Regions from separate parts of the Homo sapiens genome. Here regions 1, 2, 3 and 5 are each linked to region 4. The links are chromatin loops, found by intact Hi-C in ENCODE. Cell type or tissue: mammary epithelial cell. All regions are shown on one strand. Each heading gives the region's core, and the rest is flanking DNA. Links, peaks and the distances in the headings are about the cores only.

Region 1 (6,398 bases), core at 951-5,950, 490 kb before region 4:
TATTTGAAGATCTCATTCTTTTTAAAATTATTACTATGGATTATGCCACAAGTATACAGATATCTGTAAAATGCACAGAATAGAGCCTGATATACTATGTTACATCAGTTTCTCCAGGTTCCACAGATGGTCCTGTATTTCCTGTGTTCCTTTCAGAATTGTTAAAATGATTATTAATTTAGGAGCGGGTGTAATGATGTTGTATTGGCAGTGTGCCAGCCAATGGTGTTATACAACACATTTTTTTAATTTTAAAATTTTAAAAATTGAATTCACAATAGAGATAGGGATTTGCCATGTTGCCTTGGCTGGTCTTGAGCTTCTGGGCCCAAGAAATCCACCAGCCTTAACCTCCCAAAGTGCTGGGATTACAGGTATGAGACACTGCGCCTGGCCAATACAGAACATTTTTAAAAGCCTGGTACTGCATGTTGCCAAACAGTCCTTATGGAGACAGCAAAAAACTATGTATTCTCAGTGTGATTTGTTATTTTGAATTTAGATTTCTGTAGATGTTTATTTTTTAAATGGAGAGCTCGTGTTGTTAGCCGTGGGCTTGTAAAAAATAAAAATAGATAAAAATTAAAAATGGGAAGCTTAATTTTGGAATTAATCTTTTTAACCTTTGGGTAGTCTTTTAGAAAGTATATCCTAAAAATACATAGCATAACTAAAATATCTCATAAATCCTTCAGAATGAGCTATTTATTAGAATGCTGTAAAAAATTAGAAAATCTTAATTTTATGAGACAACTGATAAACTCATCATTTTATAAATTGTTTTATTTGAATGTGTGATAATATAAAATAGGGAAATTATGAAGTTTATATTCAGAGGTTAAAGATTTTTCCAAGATCACTAGTAAAGGGCAGAATTAGACCAACTTCTGGACTGAACCACATCTTTGATGCATTTTTTAATTATATTATTTTAATAAGAGAACTTTAAAGAAACTCTTATTGTCAGTATTCTCCTAAACCTGTAGCTACAGCATTCTATAACAATTACTATTTACAATAATGACACAAATTTCTAGGGTATATATAAGAAAGGATTTACCTTTTTCAATAAAGGCTGAAACATAGAAGGCTGGAGAAAACAAAAGGTGAATTTTCAGTTAACCAAAATTTTATTGAAGCTGGAAGCCTTAAGCAAATTTGCATGCACCTTTGTGTATCTCTTAAGTTTCTTAAGCAGTCATATTTGTAGACACCTTTTTCAGAGTCTCCAGGTATTTTTTATAGTAGGAAAAAAATCATTTAAATTACCTCTCATTACCTGTGTCCTCTCTTTTAGTCCTTTGCTCTCACTAGGCTGGTTTGGTCTTCCAGGACAAGCAAGTTCTTGCATATTCCTGTTCCTTGAAAAACCTTCCAGTTAGTGGTCATGTAATAGCTTTTCACTTCTTCACATCTTTCTTGTTAAATCCACTGCATCTATAAACTGTACATCAGTAAAAATGTTTTATTAATATTAAAAATAATTTTGTTTCATTTCTTATTTGACATTCATGGCTGGAATCTCTTAAATCTGTATGAACTATAGTAAGCTGCTATGAATGCTTCCAGTGCTATATAATTAATTCCATCATCGCATCCTTAAAATATGCCAGCACATGGCGCTTGCCCCTCCCTACCTCCTCCCCCCTACACACACACACACACACACACACACGCACACACGCACACACGCGTGCGCACAGCGTACACCAAACTGCCATTCTCCAGCAGGCCTGCTTCTGGAGTTGGGAGATGTCAGCCTGCTGGGAGGGGGTGGGGGGAGGAGGAAGAGGTGGGGCTCTACTCTGATTAATTACCTTAGGCATTCAGGGGTGGGGCTTCCTTCAGCCATCTGCCTGAGATATGGGAGGGAGCTGGAGAAAGAAGGAGGGGGAGAGACTGCCAGAGAGGAAGAGAAAAGAAAGGAAGAAACATTAGAAAGAAAAAGGAAGGAAAACGGTATAAAGAGAGATCAATTACCCACCCTTAAATAGCTAGATTGGGGGGGGAGGGGGGTGGAAAAGAAAGCTGTGGAGGTGTGCCCCAGCACGGCTGCTTTGAAAGGTTTATCATCTATCCGTTTGGTTTATGGAGAAAAAGAAAATGGTAACTCAGGTAAGATTTGTGCTTCCTCGGCATGTTTCTTTTCTCCTCTCTGGGATCTAAATAAAGGTTTGAGGGTGGAGTATAGTAAGAAGAGTTTTAATCATTATTGTCTTCTTAGAACAGACCAGATTTATTGTTATCAGCTGAAAAGTCTGTGTCTGTTGAGTCCGTTTATGTGTGTGTTATGTATCCGTATCCTTTCTTCCCCCTCCCTCAACTCCATAGCAGATTCCTGTTTCCTGTACTGTGCAGCTGTAGCTCAGGAAAGACCCTGTGGGGATTTGTCTACCTCTTTGTCTTGGTTCTGAGAAGAGGGAGGGAGAGAAAGACTGCAGAGGTAGGAAGAGATTCTTGTAGACTGCCAAAAAGAGGGGAGCAGGATTCCTTTTAAGAATTTCAGAAGAATTTGTGTTATAGGGAAATCTGATTCCTTGTTCACTTTGGTTTCTCAGGATTGGCTATGGAATTGTAGTTTTGCTGTTACTCTAAACTGCTTATTAAAAATGAAGGTTAGAAAAGAATGTTTCATTTTCATGCCTTTGTTACTGGCAAAGAAAATTTTCAGTAGGAGCATTCAGGTGTGACAGAGGCAGGTAGAGCCCTCCTTGACAGGAGAACGAATCTGAATGTATAAATCACAATCACACAGGCTTTAAAATACATTTGAAGGAGAGAGAGTAGGAAATGGAAGATACCTCTCCTCCCTCTGTCTCCCCTCTCGTTTTTCTCTCTTCTCTTCTCTCTCTCCCACTCCCACTCACTCTCTCCCCCAACCCCCTCAATCCCCCTTTCTCTCCTCATCCTTTTCCCCTCTTTCTCCCTGCCTCTTTTTGGTTATGCCAGGCAATATCTAATCTGCATTTTAGCAAGTCATTCCTGACAAATGGAAAGGTGAATGCTCTTCCACAGTTCTCCCTGGCAAGGCAATTTTTCTTGTTAGCATCCTTCTGTACGCTCCATTACCCTTTTTCCTTTATGTATAGGTTAAGAGGAAATGATGAGGCTCTGATTTATCAATGAGAAATCATTTACACTGTAGGACATTCAAATCCTTTAGTCTCAGACTTAAGATCAGTTTCACTCCAGGTTTCTATGCTCTGTGGAAATTTCATCACTGGACAGTGCTTTCCTTTTAAGGAGGTTGCCCTTTTTTTGTGTTCTCTCTTCTCTTCCTCTCCCAGTAACCACCGGAGGGCGAGAGAGCCAGCTAGTTATCAGGATGGAGGCATCATTTTAGGAGCTGGAATCCTGTTTAGTTATATAATGCCCTGCAGTGCTGTTTGGAAGGAGGGAAACCTGTAGGGATATTTTCCCATTGGGACCCAGAGGAAAGAAGTTTCAAATATATCTTTTCAAAGTAATTTTTCACCAAATCTGAGTTTAGAAAATTTCAACAAACTCCTTCCTCTTTTGGAAAAGCGGAGAAGCTTTTGAAATGTTTCTCTTCCATGTGTTATCCCCTCATCATCAGTCTAATTACCTCTTTTGAAATACTGCTTTATGCTCTCGGCCTTAGCGCCATTTTTTTGGAAACCTCTGTGCCATGAGAGCCAAGTGGAGGAAGAAGCGAATGCGCAGGCTGAAGCGCAAAAGAAGAAAGATGAGGCAGAGGTCCAAGTAAACCGCTAGCTTGTTGCACCGTGGAGGCCACAGGAGCAGAAACATGGAATGCCAGACGCTGGGGATGCTGGTACAAGTTGTGGGACTGCATGCTACTGTCTAGAACTTGTCTCAATGGATCTAGAACTTCATCGCCCTCTGATCGCCGATCACCTCTGAGACCCACCTTGCTCATAAACAAAATGCCCATGTTGGTCCTCTGCCCTGGACCTGTGACATTCTGGACTATTTCTGTGTTTATTTGTGGCCGAGTGTAACAACCATATAATAAATCACCTCTTCCGCTGTTTTAGCTGAAGAATTAAAAAAAAAAAAAGAAAAGAAATACTGCTTTATTTTTTAAAAAAAATTTACATAAAAGATAAATCCTGTTTCTGGATTCTCTTTTTGCTTGGGAGATGATACTTGCTTAACCTTAGAGCCCTCATTCAATTTTTATTAACTGGCAATATTAGAGGGTAACAGCTCTCTTCTTGCTTAGCAATTACTGAAGGCTTTTCAATGACTTGACTTTTCATTATTTATTTTTTAAACTAGTGAAAGAATGATCTAAAATGGAAATTTTTATGATGAGTTTTCTATTGCCTCTTGGAACATTTCCCCTTAGTTTCTAGAGGAGCTGGTAAGTGTAGTGTGTGTGACCATTAAGTTAGAGTGCACATGCTTATGCACACTTAATATTGTGGTCGTAATAATTAGTATTTAAAGAAGCCATAAGTTTAGGAATGAAGTAGAAGAAATAAATGGAAACTGGAAAGAGAGATTCTGGGGTGCTTAATAATTCTAATAATAAAATCACCTGTTTTATCAGGATGTGCTAAATATTGAAGAAAAGTTATGAGTTTTTGCCCATCCTGAAATTATACAACTGGCAAGGATAGAATATCAAATTTGTGAATTTTCAGTATTCCAGCGTATTTGTTTTGTTGTATATACTTTCTGTGTTAATGTAATGTACATAGTTGTTAGTAATCTAGGGGGAAAACAATCAAAGGAAATAACCAGCTGGGCCAAGTCTTTCATTTGTCCTGTGGTTGTGTTGTGTTGTGCCTGCGTGTGTGTGTGTGTGTGCACATGTGTGTGTGTGTGTGTTTGAGCCAGACATCCAATCCCAACATTTGATAATGACCTGTCACATAAGCTTTCTCAATATAGAATGTCTATACTGGTGGTTAGGCCTGGGTTTTCAAAGTTAAACGGTTTATTACAATGTAAGAGCGATGTATGGATGTGTTTTCACTGTTTTGCTACTTAGGTTCTTTGCATCTTCAGATGATACCATCTCTGTAGTCCCCAGTTTCCATTGCTCAGCTGTTGGAAAAGGGCTTTCAGTGAATGACTTTTTCATCATACCATATTAGATCCTTGTCAGTATTTGCACAGTGTATGCGCTTTATTATTACATATGCTCTACTTTTATAGGGCCTGTTTTTGTTTTAATTATCAAACTACTCTGTCATTTATAGTAAGTAATCAGTGCTCTGCTAAAAAGCAAATGGCAATTTAATCACAAAATTCTAATATAGCCGATAGACATGCTTATGTGATACTTAAAACGTTAATTTTATCGGCTGTTCATGTGTATGTTGTAGGAGTATTTCACTGAGATCTCTTATTTTTTGGGCATATAGACCAGATTATTGCATCTCATATTTATGAAAATAGCAATATGGAATATGAAGGAAAGATAAATCATTCTTGTACTATGTGTAAAATTCGAAAAACAAAATTGCAAATGACTTCAACACTAATTAGTAAAAAATAAATGTTTAGCCAAACTCAAATTCAGTTATACTATCTATTGTTGAAAGGGAAAGTGTACTAGGCAGAGAGGAAAAGATTTTACAGTATGGATGTGAAAGAAAATTTTTGTACTCTACTATGGTATAAGACTGCCAGTTTCTGTGGAACACAAAGCCCTCCCTTTCTTGGACAGCTCAGTGCTTTGCTGGCATTTTCTTCAAAATCTGTTTTCCATCAGGACCAAGAGGAGGGAAGGTGTTAGGAATAAGGGAGGTTGGAAAGGGGGTTGCTGTTCCTTTAAATAGTGCAGTGAGTCCATGTGGCAGCAGGCCGCTCTGGAGTGTATTCTTTTGTAATGAATCACCAGTTCCATTGTCTGCTATCTCCCCTCTTTGTAGCTGGAAGGCTGAAGTCTTTCACCTGAGCTGCTGCCAGTTCGCTCTTCTGTTCCTGGGTGGTTGGGAGAAGAGAAGAGGGAGGGTATTTTATGCTTTAATTAAAGACAGATAAGAGAGCAGGTATGTTTTGCTTTGTTTCATTTTCTCTTTTCCTGTTTTTGTTTGTCTGGTTTTTGAAAGGAGTTGGAGTAGAGAATCTATTCTGTGATTTTGCTAAGCATATCCCATTTTCTTTGAATTCTGGAGGTCCTCTCAGCATTTAGTCTCCATTTTGTGGCACTGCTTTAAAGTGATTCCATTCGGTTGCCTGCCAGTCATGCTCCCTTGCCACTCGAACCTTATCCCACCCTTCATCCACGGAGCTGCAGCCACACTGTTTGTTTTGGCACACTTTCCACTTTCTATGGGCTTTGCAGGATTTGGGGAGTTGGAGGATAGGCGGGGATTGTGGGTTGGAGACTGAATTTATGTTCCTTTACAATGAAAAAAAAAAGCCTCACTTTTTCCAGAGATTTGGTTTCTTTCTGAATT
Region 2 (6,398 bases), core at 513-5,512, 270 kb before region 4:
CCTTCACTTTTTCCACCACGGAAACACCAAAATATTTATGCGTCCTGCATAGCATGCTATTTTATGTCTCCTATGATAGAAATCGCTCATTTTCATCTAATATACCTTCCCCACTTCTTTCTAAGTAGTAGAAACTCCAATTTTTATCTGGTGATGTGGCCATGTAGAAATAAAGACTACATATCCCAGCCTCCTCTGCAGTGAGGTACGGCCATTGGATGCGCAGCAAGATAAAGTATTAATTACAACTTCTGGAAAGTGTTCTTTAAGATAGGGGCACAACCTTCTTCACCCCTTTCTCCTTCCTGCTGGTTGGAATGAGGGCACGATGGCTGGAGCTCAAGCAGCCATCTTGGATGAGGAGGTGAAGGCCATATGTGTAACATGACAGAGCACTAAGGTAGATTGAAGCTGGGTCCCCGAGACTGTGGTGTGCCATGTCAGCTCTGAATCCCCTGCCTCTAGACTTCTATATGAAAGAGAAATTAATACTCTCTTGCTGAAGCCATGTTATTTTGAGTTTTCTGTTACCAACAACCAAACCTAGTCCTAACACACCAACTTCTATGTCCTTGAATGTTTTGATCCTTGTACTTGGAATGTCTTTTCCTCACTTTGCTCCTAACAAACTCCCATTGATCCTTCAAAACCTTGCTCGGACATCACCTTCTCAGTTACATGTTAATTCCTTGGTGGAATTAATGTTTCCCTACTCCATGATTTCTCTCTACCTTATATCACAGTGTGCAATTATTGAGCACTTACTATGTATCAGGCACCATGCTGGGTGCTCCCTCTTTTAATCCTTACAATGATATTTAAGATAGGTTATTCTTTTCAAAATCTCCACTTTATAGATAACAAAAGCATAGACCTTGGAAAGTTATGATACTTTTCATGGATCACAAAAGTAGTGCATGGTAGGGCCGAGTCCAGGAGTCTCATTCCAAAGCCTTTAGCCCTATGCTGAATGACCTCGATTATTGCCCTTATCAGAAAGTACTGACAACATTAGGTCACACATCCCTCCCTCCTACCACCTCTCAATGCTCGGAGGCCAGCCGGTGTCACCTTAGTCCCCCCAGAGCCCAGCACGGAGCCTGGCACACACCAGGTGAGCATGAGTGCTGTGGAACGTGACTATCCGTTCTGAGCCCCCAAGTCCTTGTCTTGGTCCTTGTGCTTGGAATATCCCTTCCTCACTTTGCTCCTAACAAGCTCCTATTGATCCTTCAAAACGCTGCTCAGGCATCACCTGAGCCTGGCACATAAAGTTCTTCCCAGTAGGTGTCACCTCCCACAGCCCCACTTGCCCCACACGTCTCTGGCAGGCTTTTGCAGCACTGTTTGGTACCTCTGCTTAGAACACTCTGCAGAACGCTCCCTCATACGTTCACATCCAGGCCAGCCATCACCTCTGAACAAACTCCTATTGATCCCTCAAAGGCCTTCACCTCCCAGGCCTAGGCACTGCCTTCTCACCCTTCCAAAGCCTTTGCTGAAATGTCTGCTGCGTTCCAGATCCCACTGAGGTATCTCCTCCACTGGACTTTGAGTCCCTTGAGAGCAAGGACCATGGATACCTTATATCACCGTGAGCAACTATTGAGCACTTACTGTTGTTAAAAAAGTTTAACCTCTAGCCGCCTCCTTACATATTTTAAGTTGGGCCTAAAAGTTTTTCTGTACATCATGAACTATAACAAGTGGAGGTATAGACAGACTATAGCCTACACTGTGCCAATCACCGCATTTTGGCCAATCAAATGCAGCCAACTGTTCGAACCATGTTCAGATAAACCAGATGCCAACCTGTAACCAATCCAGCTGTTTCTGTACCTCATTTCTGTTTTCTGTATGTCACTTTCCTTTTTCTGTCCATAAATCTTCCACTATTTAGCTGTGGAGTCTCCAGACCTACTCTGGCTCGGGAGGCTGCCCTGCTCGCAAATCATTCACTGCTCTGTTAAACTCCTTTACATTTAATTTGGCTGAAGTTTTTCTTTTATCACTATGTATCCACCACATTCAGTGCTCCCTTTTTCTTAATTTTATTTATTTATTTATTTATTTATTTATTTATTTATTTATTTAATTTATTTTTAGAGACAGGGTCTCACTCTGTCACCCAAGCTGGAGTGCAGTGGTGTGATCTCGGCTCGCTGCAACTTCTGCCTTCTGGGTTCAAGCGATTCTCCAGCCTCAGCCTCCTGAGTAGCTGAGACTACAGGAGTGCACCACCATGCCTGGCTAATTTTTGTATTTTTAGTAGAGACAGGGTTTCACCATGTTGGCCAGGCTGGCCTTGAACTCCTGACCTCAAGTGATCCTCCCTCCTCAGCCTCCCAAAGTGCTGGGATTACAGGCGTGAGCCACTGCGCCTGGCCAGTGCTCCCTTTTTCAGTCCTCATAGTGACATTTGAGGTAGGTTATTCTTTTCAAAATTTCCATTTTACAGATTTAAAAAAAAGCGCCCTTGGAAAGTTATGCCACTTTTCCTGGATCACAATATTAAAAGATCACAATTCATCTTCTAATAATTTGGCAAGCCATCCATGGTCTTCTAAGCAAGGCGCCATGAATATAACGAATATAGAGACAGAAAAAGACCCCTCCCCACTGGCTGGGTTGAGGGACTGGAGAGCCCAGATGGAAGGGCAGAGGTGCAGGCTTTTTTCCTTGTTGCCACTAGATGGCAGTAGGGCACCCGTTGTCAGCCCTGGGGCAAGGTCACCGACTGTCTTTGCCTTTGCCTCCAGCAAGCCAAAACCCTGGGCAGACTCAATCCAAAAATAAACAATCAAAGAGCATGTTGGCCTGGTCCTTTGCTAGGTACTGTAGAGCAGGTGAGAGAGTGAGGGGGAAGGACTCCAAATTAGACCAGTTCTTAGCCATGAAGCAGAGACTCTGAAGCCAGACTACCTGGGTCCCAATCTTGGGCTTGGTATTTCCTCGCTGTGTGACTCTGGGTAAGTTACTTAACTTCTCTGTGCCTCAGTTCTCTCAAGTGTAAAGTGACGCTTGTAAAAGTGTCTCCTGCAAAAGAAAGGGCTGCTGGGAGGAGGGGTGTCCCTGGTGTGCACTAAGTACAATATGAGTTTGTGGCTTTTATATTCCTGCCTCTGAGGCACTCACAGGGTAGAAATGGGGAGAAGCCAGTCCAGACAGGTGCACCCCAAAGCAAGAGAGATGAGAAGGCTGCACCCATGCTGGAGCCAGAGTGGGGAAGAGGGCACATCTGCTGGGAATGGGTAGAGCGGGGTGGGAGGAGTCCTGGCAGGGGAGCCGTTCCTATGCAATGGGCCTTGAAGGAAGGGGAGGATGGGTGGATGTGGGGTTAGGTGACTGTGGAGGCGGGGCTGGTCTCTGTCCAGGTGACAGGTGGATGGTGGAGCTGGAGGAGCCACTCGGAGCCTCCAAGGCTGGGGAGGGTGGAGGGGGGAGGCAGGTCGGTGTCCCAGGCCACACCTGTTGACTAAGGGATTAGGATGTTGTGTCCCTGCCAGCCCTCCTCCAATAAGCCCCTCTGGGCCTGCAGGGAGAGGAGGAGCCTTGCCATGTAAACTGTATTTTTAGTTCCCTGTGCCTCTCCCCGGCTGCTATAAGACACCTCTCCCCACCCCCAGCCCTGGCCGCTTGGCTGGAGGCTCTGCGAGGACAGCTGGGGAGAAGGGGAGCTGTGGTCAGTATGATGGATGCTGAGGGGCTGGAGAGGAGCAGCCCTGGTGGGTGGGTTCCTGGGAGTCTGGAGCAAGCTTGGGGGTTCTGCTGCCCCATCAAGGGCCTTGAGCAGGTCCTGCAACTCCCAGGCCTCAGCCCTGCTCTGAGCCCTGGCCTGGCGCTGGTCCAGGAGGGTAGACTCTGCCAGGGAGGCACAAGCTAAGCTGGGGGTGGGGTGGGAGGGCCTGCTGGCAGGAGGGAGGCACTGCCCAGACTGGCCTCCAAAGGCTGGTTCCCAGAAGGAGGAGGAAGAGAGTAGTGAAGATCGTGGGGAGTCCTGGCTTTGAGGAGCCAGAGTTCTCCTTCTTGCCACATCTTTGATCTCCCTTGGTGGTGTCTTAAGCCCAGATTTACCAAAGGGAATTGTCAGCTGTCCAAGGGCTAGCAAATTCCTAGGTCACCTAGATTGGATTTTCTGACCATAAAAACTGTGGGCCAGGTGCACAGCTGCCTGAGGGGCTCAAACCTGTGCAGGTGGGTGCTGGAATCCCCTTTGCTATAGCGTTCTCTTTGTGTGCATGTGACCAGAGGTGAGAGTGGCTGGAGACCGAAGATGGCAGAGCCCGTCTTTCTCCACCAGACTGAGGCCCCCGACTTGCCTTGCCTGGGGAGGGTGCTCAGTGGAAGTCCTGGGATGTTCAGTCTGGACAAGAAAAGTCTTGGGTGAGCCTGCTCCTTCTCTTGTGAGGCAGACTCAGCTGGGCCTCTATATCCCCAAGGAGCAGGCGGAGCTGCCGCAAGGAAGTGCACGTGACATGGAGGCATCTTTTGGTTCGACATAAAAAAGGATTTTTAAAGCTTTAGGTAGTGAGCTCACCACTCCCAGGAGTATTCAAGCAGATGCCAGATGATGATCTGTAGGGAAAACTATGTTTAGTGGGAAATTGGACAAAATACCGTTGAAGGCCTCTTTTAGTCACAAGATACTATGGCCCTATAATTCTAGATTTCTCTGCTTCTAGCTCTCTATAAGTCTGGAATCTAGAACCCAAGTTTCTCCGGTGCTGAAAAGTTGAAGACTTTGACACTCTAGAATTTTAATTCTGGGATCTCAAGATTCCAGAATTGGGAGCCTTGAGGATGATTCTACAAGTCTCAGTTTTGGATTCAAAGGATCCTGTGATATGAAAGGGAAAAAGAGGAGGTCTGACTTGGTGGGATCCAGTTTTGCCCCACTGGGTATCAGACTAATGTGCCCTGCATTCGTGCGTGTGTGTGCGTGTGTGTAGCATGAGCGTGTAAGGCTGTAGAAAGTTTTGCACACAAAGGCAGCCTGGCTTTCCTATCATGTGTCTGCAGCTTCTCTGCCCTGGCCATAATGAAGGCTGTCACAGGGATAATAATAGCCCCCAAACAGAGCTGGTGACTCCAGGTAGCCATAGCAACTGTGAGGTAACGCTGCTCTGTTGTAGAGATGTGTGAGTACAAACAGATGTCGGTGCCTTCCCATTAGCTTAAATGGTAAAACTTAAAAGGTCCATCAACTTCAAAGCTACAGGTTTCCATGAGCATGCCAGTTAATGGGGGCGCTTGCCAAGCGGGTGATAGCTTCATATTAAACATTTCAGCATCAGTAATGGGTTGATGAGATTTTAAATGCTCAGGCCATCCCCAGACAACTCAGGAGGCCAGAGACGGGAGAAGAGCTGGGATTCGGGTAGTAATCAGCCCTGCCCTGCCCCGCACCCTCAGGGGTGTTCTGACACTCTCGGGAGGGCACAGGCCAGAGAGCATTTGAAAACCGCACATTGCGTCTCAATCTCCAGGAGTCTCAGATCTGCCTCTTGGCCTTCCCCAGCGCACCAGGCAGGGGGCCCCAGGTCAGATGTGGCACAGCTCAATGCCATCTCCTTCTTTCTGCCCTCCTCTCTCACACCCTGGACTCACCTCCAGCGAGTGACCAGCAGTAAGGGTCAAACTGCTGAGAGTCTGAGACCGGGGCAGACCCTCTCAGAGTTGTCTTTCCTTCTGAGGCTGGGCCTGGCACAGACTGGGGCCTCAGTAATGGGCTTTCAAATGAATGAATGAACAAAGGAACAAACAGATGACTGACTGACTGAATGAATGAATGAGATCCCCTTTGGCATCCCCATGGCTTCTTTTTTTCTTTTTGAGATGGAGGCTCGCTCTGTTGCCAGGCTGGAGTACAGCGATCTCGGCTCACTGCAACCTCTGCCTCCCGGGTTCAAGTGATTCTCCTGCCTCAGCCTCCCAAGTAGCTGGGACTACAGGTTCGTGCCACCATGCCCAGCTAATTTTTGTATTTTTAGTAGAGACAGGGCTTGAACATGTTAGCCAGGATAGTCTCGATCTCTTGACCTTGTGATCCACCCACCTCAGCCTCCCAAATTGCTGGGATTACAGGCGTGAGCCACCACGCCCGGCCCCCCATGGCATTTTAGCTACTTATTTTGTTACTGCTTCTTCCACTGCTAAAGAGATGGGCCTTTGGAGGTCGGCTGGCCTAGCATTTGGGGTTGACTTCTGGAATGGTCACTAGGGAAGGGGCGCCAGAGGTGCAGCCGGTGCCTCTGACCCTTTTGGTCGCTAGGAGTCAGCCGACTCAGTACACAGGACTCACTGAATGGAGACACAAGGCTCCTCCAGGGAGTGGCGGCTCATGGCAATCCTAGAATGGTCACCAGCCAGGCTTTAGAGACCCACACAGAGGGCGTTCT
Region 3 (6,398 bases), core at 962-5,961, 230 kb before region 4:
TCTTGGCCACCCTCTTTGACCTCAGTTTCCTCATCTAAAAAAGGGGATAATAACAGGTCCTACCACCTATGGGGTTGGAGGGATTAAGGGAGATACTTTGAGTGAAGTCCATAGTGCAGTGCCTGGTGCACCAAGTGCTCAGAAATGTGAGTGTCATCATCACGATTCAACAGTGGCACGCAAAGATGACAAAGACCTGGCCCGAGTTATAACTGTGAGGCCTAACATGGAGGGAGGCACTATCTGAAGCATTTCCTAGCAGTGGTGTCACCTAATGGAAGGCAATGATCTAGTATGGGAGATGGGCACATAAGACAAGCATTGGAACACCCTGGACAGGGTCTGGGAACACAGCGGGGGGGAGAGAAAGGGGGAGGAGGGTGATCTTCCTGACCCCGCAGGGGAGGGGTGCCTGGGAAGGCTTCCCCGGGAGTGGCACAGCCATCTGGAGAGATGAGTGGGCAGAGAAACTTCTAGGCGGCCAATAGGGGCTGGAGGGAGCACAGGGTCTGCAGGGGACAGCAGGTAGCTCCATGTAGTTCCAGGTGGCTGGAACTCTGGTCTCTGTGGACGCAAGGAAGGAGATGGGGAAACAGACTCATGTAATGAATGGGGTGGGCCTTGCCCGTCACAGTTGAGTGGGCTTTCCTGTGGGGTGGGATCAATGAGCAGGAGGGCCGGAGGAGGCAGGGACGGACAGATTTGGTGGTAGGAGTTTCCTCTGGGTACAGGGAGGAAGGAGTGGAGGCAGGGAGGCCAGTGGAAACACAAGGCCAAGCAAGGGATGGTGAGGTCAGGCCCAGGGCAACAGGTATACGAATGGAGGGGATGAGGTGTGCCCCAGAGGGGAAGGGGGAGCTGAGCAGAAGGTGGGGAGGGGCAGAGGAGGGGAAGAGGGCGGTGGCTCCTGCCCTTTCCAGGTCCTGGCCAAGTCTCCACTCCTTTCCAGGGAGCTTTCCCCTTCCCTCCTCTCCCTGACCTCAGATGCAACTACCCCCATCCCTAAGATAACACCAAAAGGGCCGGGCGCAATGGCTTAGGCCTGTAATCCCAGCACTTTGGGAGGCTGAGGTGGGTGGATCACCTGAGGTCAAAAGTTCAAGACCAGCCTGGCCAAACATGGCGAAACCCCATCTCTACTAAAAAATATAAAAAATTAGCAGGGCGTGGTGGCAGATGCCTATAATCCCAGCTACTCAGGAGGTTGAGGCAGGAGAATCATTTGAACCTGGGAGGTGGAGGTTGTAGTGAGCCGAGATCACACCATTGCACTCTAGCCTGGTCAACAGAGCAAGACTCCGTCTCAAAAAAAAAAAAAAAGAAAAGAAAAAGAAAGGATAATTCCAGATAGGCATGAGATCGTGGGAACTCTTCGGCATTCCTGCATTACAGCACTTACTATTTCAATGGTGGCTACCATCTATAGAGCACTTACTATATTCCAGGTAACACACAAATACACACACACACCCACACACAAAACTTCGTTTTAACCTCACAATAGCCTAGCAAGGTAGGCACGTGGCTCCTGTTTTACAGACGAGAATCTGGAGGGTTGGAGAGGCTAAGTAATTTACCAAAAGTCACATGGCTAGTCAGAGAAAGTCTGGGTTTCACTAAATTAGCTAATCAAAAGTGCTTATACTAGTGCCTGGCATATAGTAGGCACTCAATAAATGTTAGCCACTCCACAATTTTTTTGCAGAGATAGGATTGGGCCGGGCACGGTGGCTCACGCCTGTAATCCCAGCACTTTGGGAGACTGAGGTGGGCGGATCACCTGAGGTCAGGAGTTCGAGACCAGCCTGGGCAACACGGTGAAACCCCGTCTCTACTAAAAATACAAAAAATTAGCCAGGCGTGGTGGCGGGTGCCTGTAGTCCCAGCTACTTGGGAGGCTGAGGCAGGAGAATGGCGTGAACCCGGGAGGCGGAGCTTGCAGTGAGCCAAGGTCACGCCACTGCACTCCAGCCTGGGCGACAGAGCAAGACTCCGTCTCAAAAACAAAACAAAACAAAAGAGAGATAGGATCTTGCTATGTTGCCCAGGCTGGAGTGCAGTGGCTATTCACCTGTGTGATCATGGCACACTACAGCCTCTGACTCTTGGGCTCAGGTAATCCTCCTGCGGAGTAGCTGGGACTACAGATGTGCACTACCACGCTCGGCCCTTCCGCTATTTTTGCTAACATCATCAGCTAGATCTGTCTGGCTGCAGAGCCTATGGCCCTCTGGGGGGCCACTTGAATTTATCTTGTCCGGTTCTGAGAGTCTGTCATCTGTTTATTTGCCCCACTGGGCTGTGGAATCCGGCAGAGCAGGGACCAGATCTGGTTGGTCTGTGGGTCTTGAGCGTCCCTTATGGGGAAGGCCCAGAGTGCATGGTCAGTGATGGTTTGTTGATGGAATGAACAATGTATCAAGTTCCTATGCCTCTTAGAATCTTGGGATTTCTCCAGCCATGTTTGTCCCTTAGAATGATGGAATTTCATTAGCCATGTTTGTTTCTAAGAATCCTGGGGTTTCTCCAGCCATGTTTGGCCTTAGATCATGGGATTTCTCTACGGAGGAGCCTTGGTGATCATCCAGGACACTCTGTCTCTTACCAGCCTTCTTCCTCCCTTCCTCAGGCACTGGCCCATAATCCAGCTCCTACTAGCCATACCCTCCTCCTTGTCCCAGGCCAGTGCCCCCTACCCATCCCCAGACCAAAACTGGAGTCTCCACGAAGAGCTCACTTGTCTTGTCCTGGCCTCCCAGTGGCTGGACAGACTCCCTGCTAAGGCTCAGGGCAAGCCCCACCTCCCTGCCAGTCCCTCCAGCCACCTGCGTCTGCCCCTGACTGGGCTGGGGTGTGTCGGTCTCCTCTCTGAACCTCTGTTTCCTCAGCTGCAAAATGAGGAGGATCATTTCGAACACTTTTAGCTCAGCTTTGTCAGTTTGCTACCGGGGTCCAGCTGGGTGGAGGATGAGGACCTTATGTATTACTATCTCCCTGCATCTCTGTGGGGTACCTTGCGGCTCCCGGGGGAAGCAGCATGTCTCTTTAAGGCCACTAGATGGCACCAGCGTGTCACCCGTCTCCCTGCAGGCTGACCTCAGGAGGAATTCCACCTGTGGGATTACACCCTAAGGACCACAGCCACCTCCCTCCTCCCACTGGCAGGAGCCCCTGAAGATCTGCCAGTGGGCGCAGGCAGGATGTGCAGGAGTTAGGGACAGGGGTGGGGGTCAGACAAATTTGAACTGGGGAGTTCTGAGCCAGGCCCTGCTCTTAGAGAACATCCTGGCTCTCTGCTTAGCAGTTAGTTCGCTGGTGACCCTAGGCATTTCATAGCACCCCTTTGAGACTTCAGGTTCTTTCTCTGTGAAATAGGGTACCAAGTCTCTTCTCCTGTGCATCGTGGAAACTGAATGATACTGGGCACGTAAAATGTCCATTCTGCCTCCGGGCACAGAGCAAGCTTCCACAGCATTAGCTGCCACACTAGTTATTAGTGTTACTTTGTAATTTAGTATTACGTCTCAGAATCTCCTCTGGGAGGAGCCTTAGGCAGGATGCCCAGAGATCTGGGTCTGCAATGGACTGTTCTCTCACTGTGTGACCTTTGGCAAGTCATTTCCCATCTCTGGTCCTCGGCTTGGCCTCCACCAGCCTCAAGAGGCTGGGAGTATCATGGAAAAATAAGGGCTTGGGAATCAGACAGACTTGGGTGTGAATCCCACCCACTTCTCCTCTTCCCAGCTGTGTGGCTTTGGGCTGCTCTGATAATTCCCTAATGATTTGTGTGACTATTTATTCTAAGTCTGTCTTCCTGGTTCTCTAGTACGTTCCACGAGGGCCAGGCTCATGTCAACGTGGCTCACCTACATAAACTCAACACTCAGCTCAGTGTCTGGTACGAGTAGCTGCAATAAACAAGGGTGATTCATTATCAGCGTTACTATCACTGTATACATTCACTCAGCAGCAGCAGCAGACCCCGTGTTCAGAGAGTCCTCTGCACTCTTTTTTTTTTTGAGATGGAGTTTCGCTCTTGTTGCCCAGGCTGGAGTGCAATGGTACATCTCGGCTCACCACAACCTCCAACTCGCAGGTTCAAATGATTCTCCTGCCTCAGCCTCCCAAGTAGCTGGGATTACAGGCACCTGCCACCATACCTGGCTAATTTTTGTTTTTTTAGTAGAGACGGGGTTTCTCCATGTTGGTCAGGCTGGTCTCCAACTCCTGATCTTAGGTGATCCACCCGCCTCGGCCTCCCAAAGTTCTGGGATTACAGGTGTGAGCCACTGTGCTTGGCCCCTGCACTGTCTTAATAATCCTCATCATTACCTCTGTTTTATGGATGAGGAGACTGAGAGCCAAGGAAGTTAGGTCATTGCCCAAGGCCACACAGCTACAAAGTCACAGGCACTGGGGTTGGAAGCTGAGCTCCATGACAGCCTTGTGTGAACGGATGTGGCAAGCTGAGTGAGAGTCCTCCAAAGATACCCACGTCCTAATCCCCCAAATACCTGTGAATCGTACCTTATCCAGCAAAGGGAATTCTGCAGATGTAATTAAGTTAAGGATCTGGAGATAGGGACATTATCCTGGATTGGTCAGGTGAGCCTAATGTCCCCACAAGGATCCTTCTATGAGGGAGGCAGGCATGTGGCAGTAGGAAGAAAGAGATGAGATGACCAGGCATGGTGGCTCATGCCTATAATCCCAACAGTTTGGGAAGCCAAGGCAGAGAGATCACCTGAGGTCAGGAGTTCGAGACCAGCCTGACCAACATGGTGAAACTCTGTCTCTACTAAAAATACAAAAATTAGCTGGGTGTGGTGGCATGCACCTGTAATCCCAACTACTTGGGAGGCTTCAGCAGGAGAATCACTTGAACCCAGGAAGGGGAGGTTGCAGTGAGCCGAGATAGCACCACTGTACTCCAGCCTGGGCAACAAGAGCAAAACTCCATCTCAAAAAAAAAAAAAAAAAAAGAGAGAGAAAGAGATGAGACTGAGGAAACGGGAGAAAAGACCATGTGATGTGGGAATGAAGAGAGCATTGATTCTATCTTGAAAGACAAGGAAAACCAGCCCTGCTGACGCCTTTAACACAGTGACACTAGTTTTGGACTTCTGACCTCTAGAATTATAAGGTGATAAATGTGTGTTGTTTTAATTTACCAAGTTTATAGTAAGTTGTTACAGAAGCAATAGGAAAATAAGGCACAGAGAACTGAGATAACGTATAAAAACACCCGGTATACAGTTGCAGCTCACTAAATGTTCTTTCCTTCCCAGCACTACCCCGTTTTCCTTTTCCAGCTACAACAGAATGGCAGAGAGGAAAGGACCCTCCGGGATCTTCCAGTTCAGCCAGCCCATTTTACAGAGGTGGAGACTGAGGCCAGAGGTAGGGAATGGCCCCTATCTTGCAGAGGTGAAAGGGGTCCAGGGAGCGAACTTGGGGGAAGGTCCTGGGCTGCTCGGTCTGTTCTAGTGTCTAGCACTGGGCATCCTGGGTGAAGTCATCCAGTCCAAACCCATTTTCCAGGTGAGGAAACTGAGGCCTGGCATTGCCTGAGAGATCTGCAACCTGCACCCCAAGCTGACAGGGTGTGTGCAGGCCTGGAGCCCTCATGAGTCCTCCTATTCAAAGGCCCTTCCCTCCCCCTCTTGAGCGCTGTTCCTCTGTGTGTATCCGCTGCAGACAGGGGCCAGCAGGGTCTGGGAAAGCCACATCAGAAGCCTGCCCAGCTGGAGCGGAGGAATGGGAGAGTGGCTTCTTGGAGGTCTTCAGCCTGGGAAAAGTCCGAGGCCTTCCTGTCCCCGCTCACCCTGTTCCTCCCAGGCAGGTCTGGTCCAGACAGCTGTGAGAAGTCCCCTGGAGGCAGCGTCCCAGTGGAGCTGGGAGGAAAGAGGGGCCCAGAAAAAGGAATTTGACCTCTGATCTGCAGCCAGTTGGTAGCATTATTCTGGATTATCCTAAATTGAGCCTGGAACCCTGGGCTTGTGTGACAGACCAAGGGGCCCCACGGGCTCTCTCTGCTCAGGCAGCTGGAGACACAGGTAGCGCCGTAACACCCAGCGACACAGGCATGATTCTTTTCCATAAAACATTCACACCACTGCCAGCCTTGATTCTCAAAACAGCCCTGCCAAGGAGAGGCTGTTACTGTCCCATTTTACAGATGAAAACATCAAGGCTCAGGGCCGGGCACAGTGGCTCACGCCTGTAATCCCAGCACTTTGGGAGGCCGAGGTGAGCAGATCATGAGGTCGGGAATTTGAGACCAGCCTGGCCAACATGGTGAAACCCCATCTCTACTAAAAATACAAAAATTAGCTGGGTGTGGTGGCGGGCATCTGTAATCCCAGCTTCTCGGGAGGCTGAGGCAGGAGAATTGCTTG
Region 4 (6,398 bases), core at 740-5,739:
GTTGCCCAGGCTGGAGTACAGTGGCGCGATTTCGGCTCACTGCAGCCTCCGCCTCCCGGGTTCAAGCGATTCTTCTGCCTCAGCCTCCCTGGTAGCTGGGATTACAGACACCCACAACCACGCCTGGCTAATTTTTGCATTTTTAGTAGAGACAGGGTTTCGCCATGTTAGCCAGGCTGGTCTTGAACTCCTGACCTCGGGTGATCCACCCACCTCGGCCTCCCAAAGTGCTGCGATTACAGGCGTGAGCCACTGCGCCTGGCTGAAGATTCATTTTTAACAGAGCTTCCAAGGGCTCCAGTGAGGGCAGGGTCCTGTGGGGAGCATGGGCAGCACCCCCATTCCTCAGTTCACCCACTTGCTTTTCCCTTTCCTAGGGGTACCCCAGGGCAGGTGCAAGGATGTCCCCGGCTTGGGTTTCGCTTCCCTCCTGCCCCTAGGCGGTCAGCTTCCTGTGCGGGCATTCAGCAGGGTGTGTGGGTGGCCGCCTCCACCCATTGGTCCCACTGAAGCTTGGGCAGTTGTTTCCCTATCGCCGCTGGTCCTGGAGGGGAGATAAACCCGGGGTCCTGCTTCCCTCTCTTGTAGATATTTGAGTTTCTTTCCTCGTATTTCTTTCCTTTTTGGAAGGAGGATTATGGAATTTGGGGGTTGATAGGGCAGAAAAGCAGAGTGCAAAGGGGCCTTACGCTCTCTTAAATCAAGCCGATTAACAGATGGGGAAACTGAGGCCCAGAGAGAGGAGAAGGCTTGCTCCAAATCAAACAGGAAGTCAGTGTCTGTGCACCGCTGGAAGCTCGGTTGGCTGACTCCTGGGCCGTGCTTGGACCTGACACAGGGGGCCCCAGGAGTCCCCACCCTCCACCCTGCACTGACTTCCCTGTGCTTGTGCGTGGGTGGGGGCTGCTTCCTCCCCGGGCAGGCTGGGCTGGCACACAGAGCCTCCTGGGCCCCTGCACCAGGTAGGGAGGCAGTACACTGGTCAGGGCAGGCCCCTCCCCTCCCTGGGCCTCCACTTCCCTGTCTGCACATTTCTCACCCGCCTCAAGAGGTCCAAGTGCCCTGCCAACCTGACTCTGACCCACTGGGGATTTGGGGCCCTGGTCAGCTTGGGTTCCTTCCCTCTGCTGGCCAGCCTGGTCCACGGTGCACAGAGGGTGCAGGGCCAGCCTGCAGCAGGGGCAGGAAGACGTCACGGGAGTCCTGAGTCAGAGGCAAGGGGTGAGGATTCGGCCCGGCGAAGCTGCTTCCTCCAGTCTCGCCCTGTACCAGGGTGGGTGGAAGTGAAACCTGCCAGCTTACCCGCTTGGGTCTGCTCTGAAAAAACAAGCGGACATGGGGACCAGGAGAGCAGCCCCAGCCCAGCTCCCAGCACCTGTATCTCCCTCCACTCTGCCGGCACCCCTGCTCGCTCCTGGTCCCATGGCTAATCCTTGGATCTAAGGCTAGGCTGCCCTAGGATGAATCTAGCCACCCTCAAACTCCCACTAGGGCAGGGGGCAGGGGGCAGGGAGTGGAGGCGGGTGTTTCATGTGGCAGCCCCTCTGAAGACACTGTGGCCACCTGCGAAAGAGCAGTGTGTCTGGGAGAATGGACCCAGGGCCTAGAGGGCAGCAGAGGGCAATACAGGGCTGCTTCGTCCCTTTGAATTCATACGTTGAATCTCTAATCCCTAGTATATCAGAATGCGATTGTATTTGGAGGTAGGACCTTTAAAGAAGTGCCAGGCACTGTGGCTCACACCTGTAATCCCAGCACTTTGGGAGGCCGAGGCGGGTGAATCACACGAGGTTGGGAGTTCGAGACCAGCCTGGCCAACATGGAGAAAACCCGTCTCTACTAAAAATACAAAATTAGCCAGGTGTGATGGCGCATGCCTGTAATCTCAGCTACTCAGGAGGCTGAGGCAGGATAATTGCTTGAACTGGGAGGCGGAGGTTGCAGTAAGCCGAGATCGCGCCATTGCACTCCAGCCTGGGCAACAAGAGTGAAACTCTGTCTCAAAAAAAAAAAAAAAAAAAGTGATTAAGGTACAATAGGTACAATAGATCATTAGGTGGACTCTAATCCTTGATGAATGCTGTCCTTATAAAAATGGGACTTTTGAACATAGAGAGATGCAGAGGGGATATGATGTGAGGCCCCAGGGAGAAGATGACCATATACAGCCACGGAGGGGCCGGAAGGAACCAACTGAACAGATGGAGTCCACGTCCTTGATGTTGAACTTCAGCCTCTAGAACTGTGAGAAAGAAGATTTCTGTGTCTAGGGGCCTGTCTGTGGGGCAGGGTGGTGGCGGTCCACGCGGAGAGGGTGGGAGGCACTGGCAGGACGGGGCAGTGGTGGCAACAGAGATTGGTTTCTGCGGGGATGGGGGGAGAGAAGGAATGAAGGACGGCGGGAAGCAGGTTTCTCACTGCTGGAGAAGGGAATTAGACATAGGGGAAGGGCGGAAAAGAGAAGGAATCTGTGGTAGAGCTGGAGTTACTGGGCGAGCTCATGATTTGTCTACACGTGGAGACAGAAACGGCAATGCACACGGATCTGAGCGTGTCGGCTGAGAAGGCGCGGGAGCAGGGGGCCCCAGCAACGGCACACCGGGGCTCTGTAAAGAGAGGGAGGGGACCGGGCTCACTTTTGCCCACCCAAAGCTCCCGTAGCTGAGCTCCCAGCTTGTCTCACCAAATCCTCCCCACAACCCTGTGAATCGGGACGTTTAAGAAGATCTGAGGCTTCCAGAGATGAAATCCCTTGTGTAGTCCCACAGCAGAGCCCGGCGGTGAAGCCAGACCCTCGGACTCCAGCTCCCAGCCCCATCACCATTGTTACTCAGCCCCACCAGTCAGAGGGCGTGTGCGCGTGTGTGTGTGCACGCGCGCGCCTGTGAGCTCGCGCGGGGCAGGAGCGGGCAGGAGCCGGCAGCACCCGCCCCTTTCTCCCGGTGTCTGTACCCGGGAGGGGCTGATTTGGCCGCGGTGGACTCCACCCTAGTGCCCCGGCAAGCCCTGTACATGCAGTGCTACTGCCATCTCGTGGTCGCCTTGAAACACTGACCCTGAGCAGGGGCCGTAGACCGTGCTCAGGACTCAGAACTGGGCCTACCTCCAGCCACCTTGGAGCGGGCAAAGGCTTCCTAAAGCGCCTACCGAGAGCCCGCAGAGCCCAATCCAGGAACGCCAGGGGGACCCTGCCGTGTTGCCAGGATCAAGACAGCCCTGACCCTCTTAGGGTTAGCAGCCCAGACCAGGAGGAAAGACAGACACAGTCCTTTGGTTCTCTCCCAGTGGGGAGTAGGGACAGACGTTATTCTGGAGCTGGGAAGGCAATACCAGAGGCAGAGCAGGGGTCCCTAGAATTACTGAGGAGTCTGAGGGGCAGGGCTCTGAGCCAGGTGTCTGGAGCAGAGGCCATTCTGGAAGGGAGCAGGGAACCATCCGTGACAATAACAACATGTACAGAGCATTGTCTACATGGCAGGTGCTGAGTTACTTGTTGGCTCAGTCAACCCTAACAACCCTATGAGGCAACGAGTGTTATCTGCCCATTTTACCAGTGAGAAAACAGAAGCACAGAAAGGTTAAGTAATTTGCCTAAGGTCACACAGCCCAGAAGTGGCCGGTCTGGGAGGTGGGTACTGACACTAGGGCAGGAGGTGGAGGGGTCGGTGTCCAGGCCCAGGGTGGGATCGTGGTGGCCCAGGGGAGCCAGGAGGGAGAGGGCTTGGTGGAGGCTCTGCAAAAGGCTTCCTCAAAGGCAGGCCTGGGGCTGCCCCCCAGGCGCCCTTTCCCCTGCCCACCAGCCCCTCCCAGCTCCACTCAACCCCTCCCCTCCATGCCCCCGGCCCAGCGCCTTCCGATGTAGCTGGGCCCAGCGGGAGCGGCGGCACCTCGTTAATCCTGCCCTGTGGTGCCAGGTGGAGGCCCTGCTCCTACCCAAGGCTCCCACCAGACAGCTGGCCCTCATTTTCTTGGGGCCAAGACTTCCTGCAGCTGTAAAGTGATCCCGCCCAGGCCTGCAGCCTCAGACAGAGCCTGCTGCCAGGGAACCCAGCCTGACTGCACTGATGAATTCCCGCCAGCGCCCCCCCCCCCAGCCCCCATGCAGCCCCAGCAGCCTTCTCTCTGAAGGAGGCCTTCAGGCAGCCTGGAACTGTTCCAGCCAGCCAAGCCGAGACCTCTGCAGGGGCCACCTCCTGCCTGGCATTCAAGGCCCTTCATGGCCCAGCCCACCCCATCTTACCTCAGCAGCCTTAGGCCGTCCTCACAGAGAGCCTCCTGGCCCTGGGCGTCCCGTCCCATCTTCTTCTTTTCACAGCGTGAAACAATGATTGAGTTTATGTCTGTCTTTCTCGTCCCTTTCCCTCCCACGTGACCCCACAGGGCTGGCACCTGGCCGCTTCACTTCTGTCTGGCGGGCACCTAGCGCTATGCTGTGTGCAGCTGGCTCCCAGGGGATGCACCCACAGGGAGGAATGAACAACCTGGCAGTTTTCACCCTTAGCACCTGAGGCCCTCCCAGCCCTGGGGGCCTTCTGTGGAAGTTTCCTTGGGTTTCCCAGCTAACACAGGGGAGAGGAGGCCTTGGCTTTGATCCTTGTAAAATCACAACTCCCCTCTAAGAGGTCCCCAGTTAAGTAGGGAGAGAATGAGGGAAGCAGGCAGTGGGGTGTGGGTGGGGCAGGCAGGTGAGGCAGCAGTGAGGAAGGTTGGGGGTCCCAGTCTTCCATTACTTAGTGTATGACCAGGCAAGTCCCTTCCTCCCTCAGCCTCAGTTTCCCCATTTGTAACTGGTGGCCAACACCATTGACCCCCTGGGGCTGTTGTGAGGTACTGAAAGGGCTGGGCCAGGGTAGGGCACCTGGCAGGAGCTCACAGATGCCCTGGATGTGGCAGAGGGAGCTTGGCCTGGACCATGAGCATCCTGATGGCGGCAGGGCCTCCCCCTCCCCTGCCTGGCACCAGTGTGCCTGCCCCCAGCTGCTTTCCTTGCCCCAACTCCATCTTGAGGGCTGGGCTGGGCCTGGTCTCCTGTATGCCCAGCTCCAGACCATACCTCAGATGGCAGGTGCTGCCTGCCCACTGCCCATGGGAATCAGTGGCTGCTCACACAGACCTCGGCCCTCTCCCAGGAGCCCAGGACCCTGTGGACCCAATTGCTTTGGCCTCACACCGTTCCCCGACCGTGTCCTGGGCCAGGAGGCTCCAACATGCCTCAGCAGTGACTCCCAGGGAGTCTGGCCTAGAGATCCCACACCTGAAAAGGTGGCACCCTAAGACCTGGGGCTCTTGAGCTGCCATGGAGGGAAGAGCTGACCCCCTGCACCTGACCTGGGGCCCAGCGTCTGGAACTGTGTGCCATGTCTTCCCAACTTAGCTTTGGTGCCTGGAAAATGGGGAGGATGCGCTTCTGCATGAGGAAATGCTGGCACATGACAACTGCATGAGCTTCCTCCTCTGAGCTGGGCGGCTCATGGAGTCCTAGTCTCCGCATCTATACATCGAGGACGCTCACTTTGCTTCTCCCAGGCTGTTGTGATGCTACGAGCCAGTGCGTAGCCCCAGGCTGTGCCTGGCACCCAGCCTCGGAAGGCCAGCATCCTCCTGTGGCCTGTGCACCCCACATGCGCACACAGTCCACACAGGTCCCCGCCCTTGTGATTAGTGTGCTCTGTGCAGGGCAGGAGCTGGCCTCATGGAACAGCAGCACGAAGGTGCCTTGAGGAGGGAGGGGTGTCAGCTGGGGAGGGCATGCATCCTCCGGGCAGGGGCGGTGGCTGGAGCCTGCCATGTGAGGTGGGAGGAGGCGGCACCTGCGTAGTGTAGCTGGGTGTTTGCTCCTGTCCTTCCGCCTGCACCATCTACAGATGCTCACCTCTCGGATGGCCCCCAGCCCTGCCCAAAGTAGTCGCTGCCTCTGTGAGGCCAAGAAGTCATTTCTGACCAGGAGACTTGACAATGCTGCTAGCAGGGTGGTTTTCTACCTTTAATTGGGGATACAAAAGGCACCTCTCCCAGTACAAGAGGATCAACCAAGAGGTGAGCCCCAGTGCTGTGGTGCCCGGCCAGAAGGAACAGAGGAAGGATGGAGGGCAAGGCAGCGGAGGGGCAGTGGGGCCCCAGCATCCCCTGAAGCCTCACCTGCAGCCTGGGGCTGATGAGATCTCGCCCACTGCGCGCAGAGTTGCAGCTTCGTACCTGGGCCGCCGCAGCTCCTCAGGGGGCCTCCACACCTCCACACCCTACCCTCAGTGGCCAGCCAAAGCCATGGGGCCCCATGCAGCAGAGCAGGGAAGGGACAAGAGGCTCGGCAGAATTTCCACTGTGGCCAGCCTCCAGCCAGGCCTCGACTGGCAGTGTGGGCTCTGAAGGGCTCCTTGGGGCATGGGCCCGGAGCAGGG
Region 5 (6,398 bases), core at 645-5,644, 570 kb before region 4:
TTATTGCCTTTGCCTTGCCAGAGCGATATGAAAAATTAATACTTAAGAAGCTAGATATCTGATGTTCAGCAAGAGAGTGCCTCTTACAAGTTTAATGGGTTTGGTCAAGTGGATATTAAATGTAAATCTGTCATTTTATGGAGCCATAGAAGGCTCTTAAGACACTCAATAAATATACTTATTGAATTAGTAGAACTTTTCCCATGTATCTCCTATTACTACATTAGGATCTTTGTTCCCTTAGTGTGTCTTTAGCCTGTGCTCTCACAAGCTTTGTGGTGTCGTGTGGATCACAGGATCGTTTAAGATAAAGATACTTTTAGCTCTTTAATTCTGGTATTCTATTATTGGTACAGGGAACCCATACATTATCTTAATTTCAGAGTAACACACGTCTCGGCATGGGACAGGGGGTGTCCTAATGAAAAGAGGGCTAACAGGTGGAATACTGACTATGTGCAGGCACTGTATAAAGCAAGTAGTTTTTAAATCCCATTTGCAGGTGAGGAAACCAAGGCTCAAAGGGATTAAGTCATTGTCCAAGGCTATGTAGTTGTTAATGAGTGAATCTGGGTTTTAAAATAAATGTGTTAAATTCCAGGGTTGATATTTGCACTGGGCATTTATTTACTTTTATTTGAATTTTTTTTTTTTTGCATTTTACTTGCATGCTTAATTTTTCTTTGCTCAGCAGCAAACATTATGTTCCCCACTTGCTTCCCACTTGCTTCCCTATTTACTAAGGGGTGATAGTTATGTGTTATGTATCTATAGTCCTGTATAGTTTACAGGTATTGCTGTAATACCTGTAATGGGTATTGCTTTCATACCCATTCTCATTTGATCTTTGGTAAGACCCCAGTGAGTCTTTATTATTTGGGTGGGGGGGAAGGGTTTTAATCTCCATTGGCAGATGAGGAAATCAAGATTTGCAGTTTCCTGAGAGATTTGCCAAGGGTGGTAATAAGTGGCATAAAATTGGCTTTTTAAAAAAAACCAATTCCTTGGCCACAATTTATTAAAAAGGCAAATGGAATGGTCCTCCTAGAAAAGATTTGGAAGTTAGCCAGATGTGGTGGTGTGCACCTGTAGTCTCAGCTACTCTAGAGGCTGAGGCAAGAGGATGGCCTGAACCTAGGAGTTCGAGGCTTCAGTGAGCTGACTGTGCCAGTGCACTCCAGCCTGGGCGACAAAAGACCCTATCTCTAAAACAATATGGAAGTGTAAGAAGTTGGGGAAATAAAAGGAAAAAGAAAAAAGAAAAAAAAGATATGAAAGGCCTGGAGCCCTTTCCCCCATAAGGCTCTGCTGACTGGAAGACAGTTTGAAAACCAGTGAGGAATGATCAAAGAACTCTGGTGTCAGACAGACCTGAGTTCAAATTCCAGTTTGGACTGATACTTAACTTCCCTTAGGCTTACTTCCTCATTTGTAAGATGGGATGCTTTTATAGGATTGCTGATAAGTATTAGCCAAAAAACATGCCAGAAATCTATCACAGTACCTTCAGCTTCTGTGGATGCAAGGGGAGTGTGTTAGGCAGTGTAGGCTGACCCCTCACCACGTGCAGGACTCACACTAAATGTTGGGGGAAGTCATTGCTAAGACAGAGCCATAGGACTTCAAACCCAGCACTTCATACCTGACTGAAGGTTCAGGTGTCACATTTATCAATAGTTTAAAACAGGAGGGGGCAAACTTTCTGTAAAGCATCTGAGAGCATCTGGGCCATATGGTCTCTGTTAGAGCTACTCAGGAACTCTGGCACGGTAGCAGGGAAGCAGGCTTAGATTATAGTAAACAAAAGATTGTGGCTCTATTCTAGTAAAACTTTATTTGTGGGTACCGAAATTTTAATTTCATATAATTTTTATATGTCATGAAATGTCATTTTTCTTTTGATTTTTTCTTTCAATCATTACAAGATGTAAAAGCTATCTTAGCTGGTAGTCTGTGTGTGGGTTCTACAAAAACAAGTAGCCCATAGACCAAAGTCCTGATTTAGACATGTCTAGTTTTTTTTTTTTTTGAAATGGAGTCTAGCTCTGTCACCCAGTCTGGAGTGCAGTGGCGCAATCTTGGCTGACTGCAACCTCTGCCTCCCAGGTTCAAGCAATTCTTCTGCCTCAGCCTTCTGACTAGCTGGAAAATTAGCCACCATGCCCGGCTAATTTTTGTATTTTTAGTAGAGATGGGGTTTCACTATGTTGGTCAGGCTGGCCTCGAACTCCTGACCTCGTGATCTGCCCGCGATGGCCTCCCAAAGTGCTGGGATTACAGGCATGAGCCACCATGCCCGGCCTTATCAGTATTCTTAATACCAACAGAGTTTCACATTGTATTTGACACTATTTACAAACTCAGTTTATTCCCTCTGTGTGAATACTAGCCATTTCTAAAATGAAATGCAATTGTGATTTAAATTTCACATATCATTATGCTAAATGCTGTTCACTTTTTGTTCCATGGTCCTGAAACAATTAACCTGTTTGGAGATAAGCTGCAGATACAAGCACACAGAGAAGGGGACTTAGGAAAGCTGGAGGAAGGAAAGGTCTGTCTTGCCTACATATGGGCTTAGGAAAATTTTCTAACTGGAAACCTTGCCTCAAGTCTGAGTCACACTAGTGGGACTCTTGGCCCTAGGGTGGGAGGAGAAAAGGGAGGGAAGGAAGTGGCTATGTCAGTTTTTGTCAACAGAGGGCACCCAGAGCAAAGCAAGTGTTCTGTGACACAACAGAATCTGCCCCTCTGCCCCAGATGAATTTACCAGACAGGCACAGAACTTCTTGCAGTGGATTCTCTTGTCCATCTCTTCATTTGTCTGATCTGTGTCTGCATTCTCATGTTTTCTCCCATGCTGGAACCAGAATATTCTAAATGCAGTGTTAATAATTGTTATTTGCTGACTGCTTTAAGTGGAAGACCAATTCCCTCAATGTGCTGGGGTGAATTATCCCATGTTGTAAGGTTGGCCTTTTGGGTGGATGTGCAGTATTAGCTTCTAATTTAATTCAGTATCCAGTGAGCATGTATTCCTGAAATACTTTTGATGTGAAAGAGCACTTCATACCTGTATAACATGTTGTAAGAAGACTTTGTAAGTCTTATTGCCTAGAGCAGTATCCTCAAAGTGTGGCTTCAAATCCAGCCGCATCAGCATCACCTGGGAACTTACCTTTATTCATGGTCTCTGCCTCTTCCCCAGACTTACTGAATCAGAAACTCTGAGGATGGGGTCCAGTAATCTGTTTTAACATGCTTTGGTAATTCTTATACACACTCAACTTGAGAACCACTGTCATAGGGTAAAGGAGTGGAAGAGTTAAGGGCACTGGTATTTATGGAAGACTATGTGCCAAGTACTTGGCTAGGAGTTTCCTCTTCATTTTCCACATGAGAACAGCAAGCCTTAAAAGCATTAAGTGATTTGCCAAAGTCGTACATAGAATAAGTGGTAGAATAGGGATTTGAACCCTGGTTTTTCTGACTCCTGAGCCATACTATAGTGGCTGGTAAGAAAATGCTAAGAGGCGTTGCAATCTTTAAATTAATTCTTTTTTAAAAGTCCTTAAAATATTTTTTTAAAACAAAAGTAATTTGCATTCATTGAAGAAAATTTAGAATATACAGCAGATCAAAAGAATAGAATAAAATCTGCCTTAATATATTTAACTTTATCTTAACGTTTTGTTGTTGATTATCTTGTTTCAGCGTAACTCTGTTTGCATATATACACATTTTAAAATTCCTTACCAGATGTCAATCATATTGTGTAAACTTTTGTAAAATGCCTCCAGCTCAGGCCTACTTTATTATAAACATCGTTTCATGCCATTAGCTATGTCTGCTGCATCATTTCATGGCTGCCAAGTAGTCCCTTGTAAGGTTGTAAGCTTTTTTATCATAATTCTTGCTAAAGTCCGTCTTGTTTTGATTTCATGATATGCTTTTAGGAAGAATAGGATACTGAGTGCTTTGGTACTATGGGTAAACAATTTGTCCAGAGTGGCTTAAAGTATAAAATTAAGGCAGTAAGCAGATTTTGGTTGAGAAGGGGACATGGAACTGGAAAGGCAATACTAAACATGTTTGAGGTTAAAGTGAGCCCAGAAATAAGAAAACAAATTGAAGTAAAAAAGCCAAAGTATCAGGAATAGACTGGGATCTGTGAGTTAGATGGGTTAGAACAAATAGGAATACTGATGGTGAACAATTTGATGGCACCAACAGCCTGCTTTTATTGTTGGCTTTTTGACATAGAGGCTGAGCTGCCGAATGACAGCATGAGAAAAACTGGGCATAAGACTTCCATAAATAGCAGTTATTATTTATTGAGGACCTTCATGACCAGGCATCATATTAATCATTTAATTTTTATAATAACCACATGCAATTAGATACATTAGTTTTCCCCATTTTACAGCAGTGGAAACTGACAGTGACATTTAAAGTAACTTGGCCAAATGCTTTGATTGGAACCAAATTAGTTAAAACTCCCAAACCTGTGCTTTTATGCTGTCGTTTATCCTCATTCTTTTTTTCATGGTGTGGCAGGTGTTTAGCCACTATTCTGTGTATATGTATTGTTTTACTATGTGAGCTGGGACAGAAGGAGACTAGGTGTGTAAGAAAGGACACTAAAGTCCACTAGAGTGGAGGTGGACTTGAAGAACAAAACAAAACTAATAGCCCAGTCGTTTTCGTAGGAAAGGTGTAAACCTGAGCTAGATAGTGCAGTGAGCAGAGGATGGGAATAGCAAAGTGAATCATTGATAGGAAGGAGCAGGCAGGCATTTGGAAACAAGGGATGGCTAGAAGAATCAAAGTTCCCTCATTAAAATTTCCTTCCCAAAGGAGGTGATATACTCTCCAAGGGCACTTTAAAACAGCTTTATTGAGATATAATTCACATACTGTACAGTTCACCCATTTAAAGTGTGTGGCTTTTAGCATGTTTACAATCATTCAGCCATCACCATCACCACAGTCAGTTTTAGGACATTTTTAGTATTCCACAAGAAACTCCATTCCCCGTAGTTATCACTTCTTTTTCTTTTTTTTTTTTTTGAGACAGTCTCACTCTGTTGCCCAGGCTGGAGTGCAGTAGCATGATCTCGGCTCACTGCAACCTCCGCCTCCCAGGTTCAAGCTATCCCCCTGCCTCAGCCACCTAAGTAGCTAGGACTACAGGCGCATGCCACCTGCCTAATTTTCGTATTTTTAGTTGAGGTGGCATTTCGCCATGTTGGCCAGGCTGGCCTTGAACTCCTGACCTCAAGTGATCCACGCGCCTCAGCCTCTGAATCTGCTGGAATTACAGGCGTGAGCCACTGCTCCTGGCCAATCATCACTTCTTAATTCCTCTATGCCCACTACTTCCCCAGCCCTATGCAACAAGTGGTCTCCACTTTTCTACAGATTTTGCCTATTCTGTATACAGTTTATATAAATAGACTCAATAGAATATGTGGTCCCTTGTGTCTGGCTTCTTTCACTTAGCATAATGTTTTCACTTAGCACAATCCATGTTATAGCAGTACTTCATTTTTTAATTGCTAAATAATACTTCATTATGTGGATATACCACATCTTATTTAATATTTTTTTTTTATGGTGGGAAAACATGTTTTTATGTTGGGAAAAGAAAGGTGAAGAGACTGAGACAATAAATAGGATTATTTTCCTTAATTTAAAATGGGAGGAATAGGTGACTACTATGAAAACCAAGGCTATCAGGCTTTCTTGAGGAATTGCAGCTAAAGGCCTAGGTGACAGGACAGTTGGCATCTGCTGCTTCATGAATTGTTTGTAGCAGAGTGGCAGCTCTTTTGACCCGAACACGTGCAGTATTCAGGGAGCTCATTGTGTAAATCTTGTGTGTTGGCCAGCACCATTGCCCCCTACAATACCTCATGGGGAACTGGAGAGGCCTTTGCTGATCTAATCTGGATACATTTCCCTCAGTTACTGCAGCTCTGGGTCCCCAGAGAGTCCTCTCTAAAGAGCTGCCAGTTTGTTGAGTGCTGGCATTTGTAAGATTATTTCTTACTATATGATTCGTCCAGTGAAGATGACACCCATTTATGAGGTCCTGATCTATTAAGCAGAAATAGCAACCATCATTCCTGTGTTTTTGGAATGAATGCTGACTCTAGGGCCCCTGTATGCTTTCTCAGCTGTAGAGTTTGGAGGGCTCCTTTAGCAAGCAAACAATGTGCCCTTCTGGGTGCCAGGTGACTTTACTGTTGTTCTGTTGATTCCTGTTAATTACTTTCTTGATTTAATCTCCAAGGAATAGAGATACCTTCATAAAATGAGTGGTATGGCTCAGGATGTAAGTCTTTTTAATTTGTACACCAGAAATGTTGTGGATGGCTTTCTACTTTGCCAGAACT

What was found. A loop is a pair of places that touch in the nucleus more often than their neighbours do. Peaks named below come from ENCODE experiments on the same cell type or tissue, not always from the same donor. Only the 100,000 strongest peaks of a DNase experiment are listed, where the experiment ranks them.
Region 1: it touches region 4 in a loop (6-fold over the local background); 2 of 110 quality-filtered maps call a loop at or near these places.
Region 2: a loop joins it to region 4, with 15 times the contacts of the local background. A loop is called at or near these places in 48 of 110 quality-filtered maps.
Region 3: it touches region 4 in a loop (15-fold over the local background); 95 of 110 quality-filtered maps call a loop at or near these places.
Region 5: a loop joins it to region 4, with 9 times the contacts of the local background. A loop is called at or near these places in 17 of 110 quality-filtered maps.

What each region holds. Positions count from the first base shown.
Region 1 is chr22:35,835,909-35,842,306 of GRCh38, reverse strand. The region is part of intron 2 of RBFOX2 (RNA binding fox-1 homolog 2); the gene reads left to right. It also overlaps the pseudogene RPL41P3. Among named protein-coding and RNA genes, the nearest start is that of APOL5, 120 kb to the right of the region's middle. In mammary epithelial cell, for the core only: a CTCF peak has its summit at 3,296 (motif pointing right); DNase peaks (open chromatin) are centred at 1,746, 3,276 and 5,816; H3K4me3 peaks cover 3,924 bases; H3K27ac peaks cover 4,417 bases.
Region 2 is chr22:35,619,762-35,626,159 of GRCh38, reverse strand. It overlaps a transcript of MB not described here. Among named protein-coding and RNA genes, the nearest start is that of MB, 5.6 kb to the right of the region's middle. RefSeq lists enhancers at 2,624-2,918, 3,577-4,092. In mammary epithelial cell, for the core only: a CTCF peak has its summit at 2,687 (motif pointing right); no DNase peak of the experiment used is centred there.
Region 3 is chr22:35,579,902-35,586,299 of GRCh38, reverse strand. It overlaps LOC107985590 (a long non-coding RNA gene), which reads left to right. Exons shown (of 5, transcript XR_007068163.1): 4 at 5,289-5,400. Among named protein-coding and RNA genes, the nearest start is that of MB, 34 kb to the left of the region's middle. RefSeq lists a silencer at 2,970-3,049 and enhancers at 2,789-3,290, 5,265-5,764. In mammary epithelial cell, for the core only: a CTCF peak has its summit at 3,055 (motif pointing right); no DNase peak of the experiment used is centred there.
Region 4 is chr22:35,347,546-35,353,943 of GRCh38, reverse strand. TOM1 (target of myb1 membrane trafficking protein) reads right to left here. Exons shown (of 15, transcript NM_005488.3): 15 at 5,971-6,398. Among named protein-coding and RNA genes, the nearest start is that of MIR6069, 14 kb to the right of the region's middle. RefSeq lists enhancers at 767-826, 1,327-1,466, 770-1,645, 2,777-2,896, 2,463-2,971 and 2 more and a silencer at 2,997-3,116. In mammary epithelial cell, for the core only: CTCF peaks have their summits at 1,609 (motif pointing right) and 3,032 (motif pointing left); a DNase peak (open chromatin) is centred at 2,973; H3K4me3 peaks cover 749 bases; H3K27ac peaks cover 414 bases.
Region 5 is chr22:35,918,203-35,924,600 of GRCh38, reverse strand. All of the region lies in intron 2 of RBFOX2 (RNA binding fox-1 homolog 2), which reads left to right. Among named protein-coding and RNA genes, the nearest start is that of RBFOX2, 110 kb to the left of the region's middle. In mammary epithelial cell, for the core only: a CTCF peak has its summit at 2,684 (motif pointing right); a DNase peak (open chromatin) is centred at 2,660; H3K27ac peaks cover 475 bases.